Linked DNA regions of Mus musculus: all the other regions are linked to region 1. The links are chromatin loops, found by intact Hi-C in ENCODE. Cell type or tissue: heart. All regions are shown on one strand. Links, peaks and the distances in the headings refer to the core of each region. The heading gives the core; the rest is flanking DNA.

Region 1 (5,590 bases), core at 2,013-4,512:
AAAAGACCATGACCAAATGCACCTTGAGGAAGGAAGGGGTAATTTAGCCCATATCCTGACTAGTCAGTACATCCACTAGGGACGCCAAAGCAGAAAGTCAAAGCAGGGCAGGAACCTGGAAGCAGGAGCTGATGCAGAGGCGGTGGACAGGGGTTGCTTATTGCCTTGCGCCCATGCTTGCTCAGCCTGCTGTCTTTCAACAGCTGGGACCACCAGCCCAGGGGTGGCACTGAATGCAGTGCACTGGGCCCTCCCTCCTACATCAGTCATGAATCAGGAAAATACCTGGTAGACATGCCAGATGGGGCGCTTTCTCAATTGAGGTTTCCTCTCCCCAGAGAACTCTAACTTCTCTCAGGCAGACCAGAAACTAACCAAGACATCAGTAATTCATTTCTCCTTAAGATTTACTTTATATCTTTATGTGTATGTGTGTGAGTGCCCTTAAAAGCCAGAAAAGGATATTGGGTTCCCTAGAGCTGGAGTAAACAGGCAGTTGTGAGCTGCCATGGTGGGGGCTGGGCCAAGCTCTAGAAGGGCAGGTAGTGCTGTTAACCATCTAACCATCTTGGTAGCCCCATGAAGTTACTTTTGAATCTGGCTTGTCTCAGCTGGTTGTTGTTTTGGGTCTACACTCCTACATTCATCCTTGCATATGAGTGAGCTTGAAACCCTTTTTGTCTTTTCTAGTTCATATCTGTCTATGTTAAGACATTTTGTTTGGTTTGCAGAACAGACTCAGGATCACATTCTTCTATGAAGCTCAGTATATATAAGAATCTAGAGAGGCCAGGTCTCTGTAAGTGATTACTGCGTGTGCTCTCAGCTTAGTGAGACCCCTTAGACTTTTATATATGCATAAGCACATTATGTGTAGATGTGCATATATACTAGATAATAATTTTTATGAGTGAAGTTATCATTGGTTTGGTAAGATTCAGAGTCTTTACAATATTGAAGCATTTCTAGTGAACACCGGTGTGCAGCTTGAGCCCTGCTTGCGTTGTTCTGGCCTCCTAACTTCATTATTACCAGGACAGTAATTTTAAACAGGCAGCATGGCCCTGGTGTCAGTCTTGGGGAAGAAGCCTTTCCCACTTTATGTAAGACCTTTCTCGTGGCTTCTGGGCCAGCTCTCTGAACCCGAGCCACCCGGCAGCAGCCTAAACTCCCTTCAAGGAGCATCCCTGAGATGTGGTCTCTTCCCTGTCTTACTGCTGGTTATTCCTGAGCCGAGGGCCCCTTATTTTTAACTTCTAGAGAGACCACCTGCTGTGTTAGTGGCATGAATTCATTCTTAAGCACCTGGTGGCCTTTAATGTAGTTGCATTTTTTTCAGACTCTGGCATTTGTGTGAGCCCTTTTCCTGTATTGACAGAGCCTCTCCCTAATCCCTACCTTTCTATAGACTTGAGATTCTACATGGAGAGACTTGGAGGAGGTAGGATATAAACCATCTTTTGTAGGGGGCGAGGGGGATGTATGCACACATGTGGATTGGTGATCCAGTGCACATATACACAGACCAGAGGCTATAGTGTCTCCTGTTCTTTCTTTCTCTCTCCTTATTTATGCCTGACGCTGAGTCTCTCACTGAACCTGGGCTTGGACTGGTAGCCAGCAAGCCTCCTGTCCCCAGCCCACACAGTGCTAGTTACGGGTGCATGTGCCACCATGACCAGCTTTTATGTGGATTCTGAGGTTTTAAACTCAGATCCATAGGTTTGTATATACCTGCTGACATCTCCTCAGTCTTAGATCATTCTTGGCATTTAGTCACTTAAAAAAATATTTTTAAATCCTCTTTTTCAAGTTAAATTCTGAAAACACAAGCATTTGTGACTTACTGTTGGACACCAGTCGTGGGGAAATGAAGGAGATGGGAGAGATGACCCTCATCCCAACAGATGTCCGGGGCTCTGAGTGGGTGGACGGACACAGGGCTCTCCATGCACACGGGTAGGCGTCTTGCTATGGGAAGCCACGGAGCAGTCTGGGGTCCCTGGGCCTTGTGGAGCCCAGGGACAACAGGTTCTAGCTCTTGGGCATTGCAGGAGGTCACTGGACGCTGCTGAAAAGCTAAGAACAGGTGGGAGCCCAGAGCCTCAGTCTGCCCTGGGGCTGAAAGGAAAAGGGGTAGGGGGAGAAGGCAAGAGTCTGGTTAGCTCAGGCTGCTAGTTCTGTGGGCGGCTTCAGTAGAAAAGCAGAGAGAGAGAGAGAGAGAGAGAGAGAGAGAGAGAGAAGAGTAAAGAGGCAGAGAGTGGCCATGGCCACGTGGAGAGAGGGGAGAAGCGGGGAGGAGAAGGAGGGCAAGAGGTGAGAGAAAAGAAACAAGAGAAGCAGTAGAGGGAGGAGGGGCCTTTTATAGTGGGCTAGGCTACTTTGCTGTTGCAGAGTAACTGTGGGAAGGAGCATACCTGGCTCTTGTCAGGTAACTGTGAGGGTAGAGCCTGGACAGCCTATGTCAGGAGCCTTTGCCTGGGAGCATGGCAAATGGGCTTCCATCCCTCAAAGATTAATCTGTTGGGTCTCCGGAGTTTGAACCTAGCCCAAAAAACAGGCTGCCTTTCACGGTCCCACAACTTTTCTAACCTAGTCATCTGCTCACATACATTCATGTTATGCTCACCATACTGTGTGGGTCTACACTGCTCCCTAGAGTGGATTCTTCACTCTGTGTGTTTAGTCTTCCAAATTATTTGTAGGTCCCACCTCAGCAGCTGATAGAGGAACTGCTAAGAGAAACACTGCAGCTTATCCCAGCTGGGGGCCTTCAGCAGGCTAACTGTGAGGGGAAGGGGTCTTGATTCAGAACAGCTGTACTTTGAACTCTGCCTGAATTAGTCGGGGTTCTCTCGAAGCCTCCCACCTTTTCCTGCGCTCCTAGATGGGCTGTCCTATTATTTGGTTGCTCTGTGGTTTTAGTACCTTCTGTGCAGTGTACCCTGTATGCGTGGACTCTTTCAGGTCAGTGTCACACAGACAGACATTTGACAGACAAGAACGGCTGTATCTGGAGCTTTAAGAAGGCAGTCCTTACCCTGATTAGGTACATAAAAACTAGTCGTTTGTGGCTCAGCCTCCAGAGAAATCCAAAACAGCTGTCCCAGTCAGAATTCCTGATTCTTCTCCAAAACCCCCCCAGCAGTGGTCGCATTACAGTGGCTCTGACTAGGACCAAAAAAAAAAAAAAAAAAAAAAAAAGGTCTATGCTTCCAGACCTGGCTGGTAAGGTGCAGCTGCACCAAAAAGAACACAAGGGGGCAGCCTTCTCCAAATTTTCATCAAACCAGAAAAGAACAAAGAACTTGGTTGGCAGGAGTATGTACTATGCAGGTACTCACCAGAGGAAACGTGGTCCCTGTTTGCAAGTGTGCTGTGCTATGATGAATGGCATCGAGTGCTGATAGAGTCGGGTTTTACCAGACACTCCAGAATTCCTCAGTGTCATTTCTATAAACAGTTCCCTCACCTAACCCACAGCCGTACATGGAAAACAAACATTTTATTACTAGAGGCATGGATGACAGTCAAAAAATAAAATTAAATCTTTAAAAGAGGGGGAAAAAAACAACTGTGTCATTTAGAAAAGCTGAGACTAGAGTAGCTTGCTGTCTCAATCTGAAGAATGATTTCAAAGCAGCCACTTAAATCTCTTTGGTGCCATCCCTCCGCCCCTCTCTTGAAGGAATGGTTTTAGTGGTCTGTTCTCTTTCCCTTTGGTTTCCTCTTCATTGAGGGAAATGAATTATGACTCCCTCAGTTGTTTCTGGTAGGAAAGGGCTTTGTAAAACTGTGTGCTGCTCAGGGGGTAGAATGTAACACATTGCTAATTCCCGGTCTCCTGTGCAATTGGGAGCACAGTGTCGCTGGGTTTGTTTTATGCTTTCCAGATGACTGTCTGTTAGTGTGCAGGAGGCCAGCACATAATTGCACTGGTGACCGCATTTCAGAGGATTTGGGTCTGTTGATTCAAGTGCAGAGATGAAGTCAAAGTTGTTCTCCTCCACTGCTGCATCTAAATCCACTTCATTCTTTGCCTCTGTAATGGCTGGAAGAAATCAGATATGCCTTGAAAATCAAAAGTAAACGCTGCTCCCTAGGGCTAGGCCAGGGTGGAAACAGGAACGGCTCCTTTTAGGTCTCCACAGCGGCAACAATTCTAGTTGGTTTATCGCATGATTGTTTCTTATTTTAAAGCCACAAGCCTTGAATTTTTCAAAAATAACTACTAACTTTTCACTAGTGATTTATGTAGTTTCTTATTTACATGTCCTTTGTTAACTGATATTCCGATTGTACTTCAGCCCTATCTCTGACCACATCTCTCCAGCATTTATTTAGCATTCTGTTTTGGGTGTACAGTGAACAACTTTTGTTTCATTTCATTAAGCGTCACAATAAACTTCACTGATGATGCATTAATTATTTGTAAAGAAGAAATGGACAAAAAGGTTTGCTTTCCCCACAAACTTCACTATTATGTCCATCCTTTATCAGCCACCTCCAGGAAAGCAGTGCTGAAGCTCATGTGGGTAGTGAGGCTGGGTGTGTGTTTGTATGTACTGCTTGCATGTATGTTTTACATACACTGAACACATGCATGTACACATGCACAAGTACACATACACAATTTGACTAGGCACAAGGTATCCCAATACTGTTCCCAGCCTTAAACATCTTTGTTTGCAAGTAGTGTAACTTGGACTTCCTCAGTCCTTTCAAAAATTACTCTTTAGAGAAACTGTGTTTTCTAGCTTTGAGTTCTGTATTTTAAAGCCACATTTGTGTATATTTTTGATGCATCTCCAGGTTTGTTTTGGGGTGACAGACTGGAAATACAACCTTTACTCTAAACAGGAGTATAACTGGCATGAAGTATGTTAACTTTACTCCATAATATAAAAGTGTCTTTTAATGCAAACAAGCAGCCAAGCATGGTGGCTCACACCTGTCGTCCCAGCATACAGGAGGCTCAGGCATGAGAACTGCCGCATGTTTGAGGCCAGCCTGGTCTGTATAGTGAGCTGTAGGCCATCCAAGCCAATGCCATGGAATCTTATATATATATAAAAAAAAATCCAAAAGGTAGAAAGTGATTGTAGCAAATTCAGAAGTAATGTGAAGCTGCAGATGTGGAATTCTAAATTATGTAAAAATTATTCTAAGACCCACAGAATCATTGCCAAATTAAAATTTTGACATGTAGCAGATCTGTATAACTGTTCTTTGCATGTATGTGATAATTTTGTGTATCTTGGTTTCCATTTTCTTCAGTGTGCTGTGTTAATTTTTAGATTCTGAAATCAGGGTGTGGGAATTTGCAGAGGAAGCGGAGCATTTGAACCCCCTTCCCCAGCCCTTGATTTTAAAAAGATCAACATGTCCCCTTACCCACTGAGCCATCTTCCTCTTACTTAGTTTTGACGACTCAAGCCCATTTTGTCTTAGTTTTTAGAAGGCATTTTCAATTTTTATTTGTATTCATAGTTATTTTTCTTTTGTATTTCAAACCATCCTTTAAATATAAGCCCATATTAAAATGTTGTCCTTCATGTTTCAATTTAAAATGTCGACTTCATAAATTCTT
Region 2 (5,590 bases), core at 1,811-4,310, 490 kb after region 1:
ATGGTGGCTCCTGCTTGTAATGCCAGCACTAGGAAGACTGAGGCAGGAGGAGTACTCATGAATTCAAGGGTATACTGGAGCACATAGTGAATTCCAGGGCGTCCTGGACCACAGAGTGACACTCTTCCCAAACAACCATAAAAAGTGGCGGGGTGATAACATGAGAGCCACAAACACCCCAAGTCTCAGTGTAAGGCTCATCACCCAGCCAGAGGGCCAAGACTGGGTTCCAGGATGATCTTGCCTTTGGCGTATCACCAGCATCTCTGCCATAGTTAACCTGATAGCTGGAGATGAGGTGTAAGGCAGCTTTGAGGGTGCCAGTCTGCCATCTTCTCAGATTTCTGGCTCTCTGAATCAGGCACATTAAAGATTCCAAACAAAACAAAATAACAACAAAAAGAAACGACAGGAAAAAAAGAAAAGATCAAAGCAAAGAATAATAAAAAAACCAAAAAACTCCAAAGCCCCAAACCAGCCACAACTTCGCAACCAAGTCAAGAGCAAACCTACAGCATGGTACATTTTATTGTGCATCTTGTATAACTTTCCCTAGGAAATTTTAAACACTTGTACAATGAGCTAATTAAAGATTTTAAACACAGGTGCTGTAGTTTAAAAGTGAAATGTCTCACACAGGCTCATGTGTTTGAATACTTGGTCCCTAGTTGGTGACACCATTTTGGAAATCTATGGAACCTTTAGGAGGTGCAATCCTGCTGGAGGGTACATGTCACTGTCAGGGTGGGTCTTTTGGTTTTATAGCCCCATCCTATTTTCCGTCTATTCTGTGCTTCCTGGTTGCAGAAAAAAAAAACATGGCCAGTCTCCTCACGTTCCTGTAGCCAGCACTTCCTACCCTGTGAACTATACTCACAAGCGATGAGATAAAACAAGCCTCTTTTCCCTAATGTTGCTTCCGGCTACATATTTAGTCACAGCAAACAGAAAAGTATTGAATGCCCTAAAACCTACCACTTCTTGGCTGACTCCTAATATCCAGTAAATCTAATGTAAGGCTGATTTTTCTTGCATTGTAAAACATGCATTATAATAATAACACTCACTGCTTAGCGGGAGAGGATTATCTGTTAGTGTAATTGTTTCCTGCAATGGAAATCTGACTGCCTTGCATGCTAGGTTTAAGGTCTGCATAGCATAACTATGGTTTCTCACAGGGATCCCAAAACTTGGTCTCCCATCTCAGGTAGATTTGTCCCTGCAGTAAGATGTTCCTTCTGGCCTTGGGTCTCACTCCTGTATGTGTCTCAGCCTGAGACCCCTCCCAGATTTTGTCCTGGAATGGGTCCCTATATATTATTTAGTTGACTTGTTTTAAAAGTCCAGGATACTGCTAGTATGCATAGATGTGTGACTATGGCTGTAGATCCCCCTATTTGTGCGATAGTCTTGGAAATACCAGGTTTCCCCAAAATAGTAGAAGTATCACCCTCATTACCCACCTCTCATGCTGGTTTAGAAAGGAGAGTGTCTCCCAGCTATACATCAGGAATTCCTGAAAGGTGGGCTCAGGGGCATAATGAAATGTATGTTCTTAATTAATTAATCACTTACCTCGCTCCTGCTTCCTGTTAGATGGAGGGATGCCGGCCTTTGAGCCCAAGGTGGATCCTCTGAGTTGCCTGCTCTGAAGAAGTAGTAGTTTGCAGGCATCAGTTGGGAAAGAAAACTCTAGTAAGGATCATTTGTCTGCCCCTGCCTTGTTCTAGTGTTCACCTCATCTTTACTGGTTAACTAGAACTCTGTCATCACAGCCCAAAACAAATCCCAGATGACTTCCTCGACAGAATTTAGGCTCTCGGTTCTGGAAGTAGATGCCTTCAGAGGGGTGCAAGAAGTAATCTGCTTTGTGCATGTCTCCTGGATTCAAAGACCTTGTTGGCAAAACTCTGACCTTTGCCTTGACATCTGTTTGGGTGGAAATCTGGGTTTAAGTTTCTTCTCTAGATAAAAACAGCAGCCTCATGGGGTTGGAGGCTCAACCTACTCAGTATGATTAGGTGTAAACTGGGATATCTCATTGATCCTGATGGCAGCATTCAGCCTTACACTTTAACATATGATTTCTTGGGGCAGGGGGCAGGGATACACAGTTCTACAAAACTAACAAGAAAGAGGCCAGTGTTTAGCTTCACCGATATCTTTAAAGGAGTGCTATACCTTTAAGACTAGTGGTTACATGCAAAGCTGCTCAAACCACAGACGACAAATGAAAATGTGATCATATCTGTTAAATCCTAAGCCCCTACCCTCATATATTCTGTGCTCAGCTTAATTCCCCCTCAACCCCTCCAGTCTGATTTCTGTCCCAGACTTTAATTGCTAGGTTTATTTAATCTTTTGATTTCATTCACATGTGTGTGTGCACGTGCATGTGTGCCTGTGCATATGTGAACATGTACCTGTGCATAAGTGTGTGTGTGCATGTCTGTGTGTGTGTGTTTCTTGTGTGAGAGAGTATCATTCTGTACTCCAGACTGACCTGGAACTCATGGCACTTCTCTTGCCTTAGCCTTCTGAGTGCCGGGATTACAGGCATGAGCCACAATACCCAGGCACCAGTTTTAAAACACTCTTCCACTGAAGCCTCTGCAGTCCCAGTTTGGCGCCAGGTGGGTATTCTCATTTAATAAACATGAATTAGACTAAAATGGCTTTCGTGGATGCGATGTTTCATTGTTCAGATCTGATGGAAGTACAGCTGTAAGAACTTGGGGAGCTGCTTGTTTCCTGACTAGTGAATAGCATTTGGAATAATGACACTGTTGTGAGTCTACCTGGGACACGAAGAGCAAATCCCCAGCTTCCCCTCTGCATGCCCACCAGCTGCTCCTTCTTTGCTCTTCTTTTCAAGGGATGTGAGAAATGTTCACTCATTTCCTTTGTCCTGATGCAGGATTCTCAACCCTGGCACTGCTGACACTCTGGTCGGAAGAGCTCTTTGTTGTGGGTGAATGTGAAGCCTGTGCAGTGGAGACACTCCGCAGCATTGCTGCTCTCTGTCCTAGAGACATTAGTATGTTTCCAGGCATTGTCCCCGGCCAGGGATAGGGTTGGGGGGTGGGGGGGGGCAAAGTCACTCCCAGTCAAAAACCACTGTTAAAGTATGCAAAGTCACTTTGTAATTCTGCAATACCATGCGGGTGTGTAGCATTGATGCATGTATTACTTCCAGCAGCTGATTTCTGCAGAGATGGAAAAAAGGGCCGATTGCTTAAATAACTGACTTCAGAGCACAGTGCTCAGCTCCTTAGTCTGATGAGTTTAGATTAAACTGCCCTTGCCACAAGTTTGAAGCATGCTCAGATGGCAGAGGGTGTTTTACCCAAGTCGCCACTAGAGGACGTTTCTGCAGTTAGCAGAGCTGTTTCTGGGTAAAGAACACTGGCTGCAGCTTGTTTGCAGACAGTCCTTGTAAGACAATGCAAGAGCTTGCCTGCTTGCAAGGGAGGACCCCAGATCCATCCTACTGGGTGTTTATTTTATGCCAAACTCTATCCCCAGGGAGGTACTCTGCTCCCGAGGATGGGATGCCCATGTTTAAACAGCATGAAATACAGTGTGGATGCTCCCGCTCCACTTCCGTGGTCACAGGGGCTAAATAATCTCACTCACTCTGCCTGCCAACTGCAGGAGAGACTCAGTTAATGTAATTAAAGGAAGCGAGCGCTTGCCTCCTCCTTCCCAGTCTTATGTCTTGCTCTCTGTGCTCCATCAAGGAACAGCTTTAATGGTCGAGTGAAGGGCTCAGCCCAGTGCACCATGAACTGGAGATAATGTCTGGAGTCAGGTTAACTGAACTCTCCCGCCAGCAGAGTCCATGCCATCTGCCCATTTATTGACAGCCTTGTCAGCAAAAATCTGGAGTCTGAAGGTGGGCAGGCAGCCAGCATGCCTTCCACTGTCTCTCCAGCGTCTCGCTAGCAGATGTTGTGCTTCATGCCTGGAGCTGCTGTTGGCAAATCACTGCATGCTCATGTTATTTATCAGAGGGTGCAGGGAGGGCAGGAAGGGAGATGTGTTTTCCAGGAAGAAATTTGTATTCCCTTCCAGGTTTTCTGTAGATGTTAAAAAGGAGGAGAAGAAGAAGAAGAAAAAAACTACTGCTTGAAACTGACTTTGAAAAATGGGAATTAATCAGCTTATTGTTCAACACTGGAAAAACAAAATGGTTCCAAACCACACAGTTATTTGAGGAGCCAGTGCCCAAGTTCCATGGGTTATGTGGATTTGAACACTTGCATCTGCTCGTTATGATCTGCCTGGCCTTGGAGGGTGCTTTTTAATTGGACAGTCACACAAATACAAAGGAGTGGAGAGTGTTTCTTTTCAATATAGATAATACCACACTCACACTGAGTTCTTATCCCAAATGCCCAAAAAATCAGTCTGACTGTTTACCGAGTGAATAGAGATCTAGGTGCAGTTCTGTGACTAGACAATGCCTGCCTTCCTTTGACAAAGGAAATCTGTCTGGCTAGCTCTTTATAGTTTAAAGGAGGAAACAGGAAAAGAGGGACCTTTTAGAAGTGAAATTCAGCCTCTCTCCTAGTTTTGCATGTATGCCTTACAAGCCACTCTAAGTGAGTCCCTCTTGGAAAGCCTTGCAAAGGCTGCTTCATCCAAGGATGCTCTTGTAAAGCCCCCAGCTAGTGGTTCATTTGAGCTCTGTGTTCATCTAGTTATCCATGACAAAGAATGTCTTCTATCAGGAGATTGAAATGGGGTGGGAAGAAAAATTATTGGCCTCAAAAGACCGGGAGGGCCAGGGAGCCCTAGAGTGAGCACCCATAGTCCCTCACTGGGAGGATGGTGCTCCTTGTTTCTCTGTTGATAACTTATTCCCATGGTCATGAAAAGGGCAAAGTCTCGGCCCAGACATCAGAGAATTCACCAAGGAGAGGACTGAGGTTGTCCATGCAGATCCAGGAAACAGATTGGCACCTCCAAGGCATCAGAAACCCACTGTTAGGGATCCTGAATCTCGCCAGGGAAGGAGAAATGCTGGCAAGCTGCGCTCCACTGAGATGTTTCTCTGCACCACGCTGAGATACATCTCACTGGCTCCTAATGAAATGGTACCAAGCAGAAGGGAGACCATAAAAGCCCGAAGCAAGTGAACGCAAAGCACACCTGGTTGCAAGCCCCCCAAATTAACGTGGAATTGCCTTTCTCCTTGCAGGGAGCCCTACAGCCACAGCCCTGGGAATCACCACTTCTAGCACATGCATCGTGCCTTAGGATTTTAGCATTTCTGCCAGCCTCATTTTCCTACCCAGTGGAAGTCTTCCCACCTGGTCGGTGTCTAGGCTAGGCCATTCATTTTGGCACTCTGTACTAGGTCGGTGGCTTGGTTCTATGCCCATTCAGGCTGTGACATCTGAGAGTAGGCTGGAAACTCCATGTAAATGAAGCTGAGACAGAGGACTGAAAAGTGTGACCAGTTCAGCTGGTCTAGGGTGTTAATGAGAAGTAACAGTATGTGTGTGTGTGTGTGTGGGGGGGGTGTGTTACAAGATGAGTCCCTATGGCAGGTGGTATTATGCTCCTTTGCTTGATAAATGAGATC
Region 3 (5,590 bases), core at 1,811-4,310, 770 kb after region 1:
AAGTTCAAGTTTGATCCGGTGTAGGGAAAAGAAAACAAGACAAGAAACAAACAAAACTCCTCTAACTTTTCATTTTTCATTTTAGATTTTTTTTTCAAGGTGGTGACTTTATGTACAGCTCTAGCTTCCCCTAGCTGGCCACTATTTTTGGATGTTTCTGTGTTTGCTTGTTGGTTGATTGCTTGGTTGGTTGCTTGGTTGGTTGGTTGGTTGGTTGGTTGGTTGGTTGGTTGGTTGGTTGGTTTGTGGACTTTCTATAAACTATAGAGTATACTCCAGAATGTGGGGAGATCTCATCTCACCAAGCCAAAGACCTTAACATCAAGCAAGGATTCTGCCAACAGGTAGCCATCAAATTTAGAATGACACTCTCCCAGATCCCCAGCCCTTGGAGCCATTTTGCAGCCTTCTGCTTCCCCCTGAACACAAGCTAATTTCCTGCCTGATAGATTGACCCAGAAGTTTCTGGAAAAATAACACATTTGCTGTGAAGGATTACGACAATGTATAAAAGCAAGCACACCACACATAGTGTGCTTTAGAATGCATCTGTTACCATTTTGGCAAGCATCCTTTCAGACAGCTCTTAGTGGGGACATATTCTCATTCACACATACATGTAGACAACTTTTATTGCCATTCACAAGTTGCCTGGTGCAGTGAACATCACTTTTTTTTTTGTACAACATGAGTGAAACTTCTGGCTACATGATGATTCTTGCTGTCATATTACATGGTTCCCACAGATGACTAGTTGAATTCCTTTCTGAAATACACAGACTGTTTTTAATTGTATGAATGCATGAGTGTCTGAGTTTGTGTGTGTGGGTGTGTGGTGTATGTATATAGTATACAGATACAGATATACATACATGTGTGTGCATATTCATGTGGAGAGCAGAGGTTGACACTGGTGTCTTCCTCTGTCATTTTTCATCTTATCTTTGGAGGCAGGGACTCTTACTAAACCAAGAGATCAACAATTGACTAGACTGGCTAGCCAGATAGCTCTGGGGATCCTGGGTACCTGCTCCTACCCTCCTCAGCACTAGTGTTACACACGTGCTTGACCACACCCACCTAATATATGGATGCTGAACTCAGGCTCTCATGTTTTTACCACAGACACTCTGCTGACTCAGCCATCTCACTAGTTGCACATATTTCTAGTTTTTAACAAGTGTCAACAATTCTGTGATGGCCTGTGCAGACTTTTCCCAAGGAAAGTCATTGAAGTGGGGAAGTGTGATCACAGATGTAGATATCTTGCAATAAGTTGCATAGTGCTGATTTGCCTGGGGAAAAAAGCTAGGGCATGCAGATTATTTACATATACATAAATGCTACAGAAGAATGCCCACCAGTCATGGTATTTCTAACACTGGAACCCCACGGCAACAATGAGCTGAGTGAAGCCTGAGGGTTGTCCCCACACTGCTGGCATGGGTTGGGAATGTCTTTCTATCCCTCATTGCCACCCTGTTTCTGCCTTTGTCCAAATATACACTGCTTGTCCTGCCCCCATCTGTGGAGTTCATCTGAGCCTATCACCTCTCATTGTCTTGCATTCGGTTTGTCAAAATTATCTCCCCACTTCCGGGCCACTCAGGTCAAAGAGAGTCGTGGGATGTCACCTCAGTCATCAATTGTACCTTCTTACAGCCCTTGGTTTATTCTCCCTAAGTCCCCAAATTCTCTGTTGTTGTTTAACAATATATCTGCCTTGCATATGCTCAGCTTCTGTACCTAAGGATTCAACCAATCACAAATTGGAAATACTTGGAACATATACATGCAATCAAACTTGTTAACAAAGACGTGTTTGTCATCAGCCCCTAAATAATACAGCACAACTGTTTGCATGGAACCTAAGCTGCATTGTGTATTATAGGTCATCTGGAGATGATTGGAAGTATGTGGGGGATTTACATAAGTTCCCTATAAATTCTCTTCCATTTAACAAAGGGACTCAGGTATGCACAAACTTTGGTGTGTACAGAAGTTGTTTAACCAATCTTCCATAAATCAAGAAGTGACTATGTTTCTGTTCTGGATTTCTAATCTTCCTTAAATACCCTGAGGACAGAAACCTGTTTCCTGGGTGTGCACACACCATACCAACTTGTCCTGATGTTGGGGGTACAATATATATTCAATGTCCTTGTCCACAAGGACTCTACAGCCTTCAGCAGCCCTACCAAGGGTGTTCTACAGTCTCAGAATTTGGGAGTTATTATTGGTTGGAGAACATAAAATTCTGGGTGGAGGCAAGCATAGTGAATGTGATCTCAAAGCTATTTGGATTTCCCATTAACCATGAGTACTTCACATCTTCACAGACTCAAGACCCTGGAAATGGGCTGAACTTGATCTTTGGTGTGCCCAGGGAACTAGAACTCTCCCTGGCAATAGTGACCTATGGTGGTTTCTTATGGTTAAACTGCTTACATTCAGCATCTAGGAGTCCTCTATCAATGAGAGCAATCACCAAGCTCAAAGGGTAAAGTGATTCAGACATCTTTGTCCACAGAAAGGAAAAAAAAATAATAATTGTAGGTGACAAAGAAGAAATCACTTTATTTTGCCTTGGAGACATTAAACTGTAGTCAAAGAGCTTTGTTATTTCCCAGTCCACAGTGGCATGAGACCTCTGGAGAAGCCTCGAATGGCATCAGCAATGCCCCTGGACCTGGATCTTGAGACTTAGTGAGCTATGGGTTGGTGGAGACAGCCTGGCATGTTGTGCTGGGATAGGGGCTGATAATGCCTATTGTCCTCTAGCAGGGATGAAGAGAGACCAGAGGTAACAATACACACTGATTTCTGCACACTGGCAGTGACACTGGACTATGTAAATACTGTCCCCTAGTGGGGGGTTATGACAACTCACCCCCAAACCTCAGGCCTCTCAACTTCACAGATTGGAGGGGCTTGTCTAACCTTTCCCTTGTGACACAATTGTGGAAACTGAGGCCAGGTAGAAAAGGTGACTGTCCCAAAGGGTTACACTGCATGATATATTTAGGGGCCAAGCAGAAATCTTAGGTTCTGTCTGGTCATATGTGGCCTCTCTGGTCATAATTATTGAATAGGGTTCTGGGGAAACTACATTTGCTGAGAGCAAAACACTAGAAAAGGCCCAGAGCTAACCCATTAGCATGGTTTTCATTTTCATTGTCTTATTTCTTTAAATTGAAAATAGATTTTTTTCACACAATATATTCTGATATTTAAATGTTTTATTTTTGATAAACATTTTGAGAAAACCTGTTAGTAGATCATTGATTTGTTCTTTATTTGCAGTTCATGTTTAAATATTTCCCAGTTCTACAGAAGTCATGAGCAACTTTTTAAAAATATATATACATGTATGTATGTCTTAAAATATTTTGTTTATAAAAATGTCCTTTTAAAATTAATTTGTTTAGTGTGTGTGTGTGTGCGCGCGCGCGCGTGTGCGTGTGCATATGTGTGTGACATGAGCTCAGGTGTGGAGGTCAGGGGATAACTTACAGCAATCAGTTCTCTCCCTACACTATGAGGGTCCTAGGGACCAAAGGCAAGTCCTCGGGCTTGGCAGCAAGCTCCTTCACCCACCGAGTCAGTCATCTCAGTGTCCCACGAACAAGCGTTCTTTAGATTCTGTCATCTTACGTAATTCCTTTTGTCTTTTTCATTTGTACGTTCTTACATCTAAGAGCTATCAATTGGAAGGTCTTCTTTCTTCTTGTCTTCTTCAGATGGAAACTGTGGGTACCTATTGGGCTGTGGTCCCTTAAGCAGCTCTTGCTTGGCTGCTGCGGCGGCCATGATGGTGCCTGAAAACCGCAAAGCCTTCCGGAAGAGCATCCTCAATTAGCTCCTGCTCCTCTTCCTCTTCTGAGGTGCAACTCCCTCAGCTCCTCCGGCATGGGGGGAGTGGCAATTCTCTCCTGGCATTTCTCTTTGGGACCCAAATCAAACTGGGTCTCAGAATCTCCTGATTTTTGTCATTAGAAAGGACTGAATAAATTTAGGAAACTGGAAGGTTGAGATTCAGTGAACTTAGAATTAGTAGACCTGCAAGTAGTGTCCTCCTTGCTTTCCCTAGGAGGCAAGGCTAGTGATCTGTTCTGGTTAGGGTCACTATTGCTATGATGAAACACAGTGACCAAAAGCAGCTTGGAGAGAAGCAGCTTTGTTTGATTTATTTGGCTTACATGTCCACATCTTAGTCCATCTCTTAAGGAAGTCAGGACAGGAAGTCAAACAGGGCGGGACCCTAGAGATGGGAATTGATCCAGAGGCCATTGAGGAGTGCTAGTTATTGGCTTGCTCACCCTACTTTCTTATAGAACCTAGGACCACAGTGTAAGGATGGCACCATCCACCATGGTCTGAGATAATCACTAAGAAAATGCCTTACAGCCAGATCTTACAGAGGCATTTTTGCATTCTATGTTCTCTTCTTTCAGATGCCTCTAAATCGCATCAAGTTGACATAATCTTAGCCACCAAATGGTCATAATAGCAATTGCTGTCTTTGATGTACTATTTCTAACCCTGTGCTTGATTACTGTAGGACTGTTTCCAGCCCACAGTCACACCTAACAACCCCGGCTCCCTTTCATCTTTTTACTGTGATAGAATCAAGGCTATCTCAAGTCTCACCACTTACCTCTGAGGTCGTGGCATTCACCCTGACTTTACAAGGCACAAAATTACTGCTCAGATATGTGAGAGAGAGACAGCCAGGCCACATCGTTAACACATGGAAGCCTAGAGATTCCAGCCAGGCCTATCTGACCTCACTTCCTCTGCCCTGTGCCTCCTGATGACACAGGACATTGGGGAAATCTCTGAGAGAGTCTTATGGCTTTGATATGGCTTGATTATATCTCCCCAAGGCCTCATGTGCTGGAATCTAATCCCCAATGTAAAGTGTTAAGAGGGTGAAAATTTATCTAACTAAGGCGCTTAGAAAGGAGGCCTTTAGGAAGGAATTACAATTAAGTGAGGTCATTAGGGTGGAGCCTCATGATCAAAAACTAGTAGCTTTATAAGATGGAGAGAAAGAGGATAGGGATGCTATGCTTTCTTTCTTGTCACGAAACATACTGTGCTTGCCTCTAGCCAAAAAAAAAAAAAAAAAAAGGTCCTTGCTTTTCATAACTACTATGAGCTAAATAAATAAATGTTCTCCTTTATGAAGCGATGCAGGGTTATAATTATACATAATGAACTAACACAAAGAGAGAGTCATTCTTTTCCTTCTCTAGACTGAGAAATGGGTGTTCGGAGAAGCTGGGGAATTCAACGCCAGAGGGTCTCAATCCAGCCTGTCAGCTGCCGCCATCTCTTTGTTTATTCTGTATGTATTTGGTCTCAGAAAAGTCTTTTAGAGAGGAAGCTGCCTCCTCAGGCCTCCTTAGGACTTGCTCTGTGTCACTTCAAAGCTGGCAAGGCTTCTGACTAGGACAGTGGAGCAAGGTGGGTTCTGTGGTCTCTATACACTCCATGTGAAATGGAGTCGACAGCCTATTACTACCATTTTAATTTTTATTCCCAGGGTCTAATTAGGGTTTTTGTTTTATTTTGTAGTCTATTTTGT

The links. Peaks named below come from ENCODE experiments on the same cell type or tissue, not always from the same donor. Only the 100,000 strongest peaks of a DNase experiment are listed, where the experiment ranks them.
Region 2: a loop joins it to region 1, with 2.1 times the contacts of the local background. A loop is called at or near these places in 4 of 42 quality-filtered maps.
Region 3: a loop joins it to region 1, with 6 times the contacts of the local background. A loop is called at or near these places in 12 of 42 quality-filtered maps.

The regions. Positions count from the first base shown.
Region 1 is chr7:82,712,569-82,718,158 of GRCm38, forward strand. The region is part of intron 15 of Efl1 (elongation factor like GTPase 1); the gene reads left to right. Among named protein-coding and RNA genes, the nearest start is that of 4933406J10Rik, 40 kb to the right of the region's middle. RefSeq lists an enhancer at 1,300-4,524. In heart, for the core only: a CTCF peak has its summit at 3,269 (motif pointing right); no DNase peak of the experiment used is centred there; H3K27ac peaks cover 1,113 bases.
Region 2 is chr7:83,198,488-83,204,077 of GRCm38, forward strand. No RefSeq gene overlaps it. Among named protein-coding and RNA genes, the nearest start is that of A530021J07Rik, 53 kb to the left of the region's middle. In heart, for the core only: a CTCF peak has its summit at 3,362; no DNase peak of the experiment used is centred there; H3K4me3 peaks cover 782 bases; H3K27ac peaks cover 941 bases.
Region 3 is chr7:83,487,157-83,492,746 of GRCm38, forward strand. No RefSeq gene overlaps it. Among named protein-coding and RNA genes, the nearest start is that of Gm10610, 61 kb to the right of the region's middle. In heart, for the core only: a CTCF peak has its summit at 2,868 (motif pointing left); no DNase peak of the experiment used is centred there.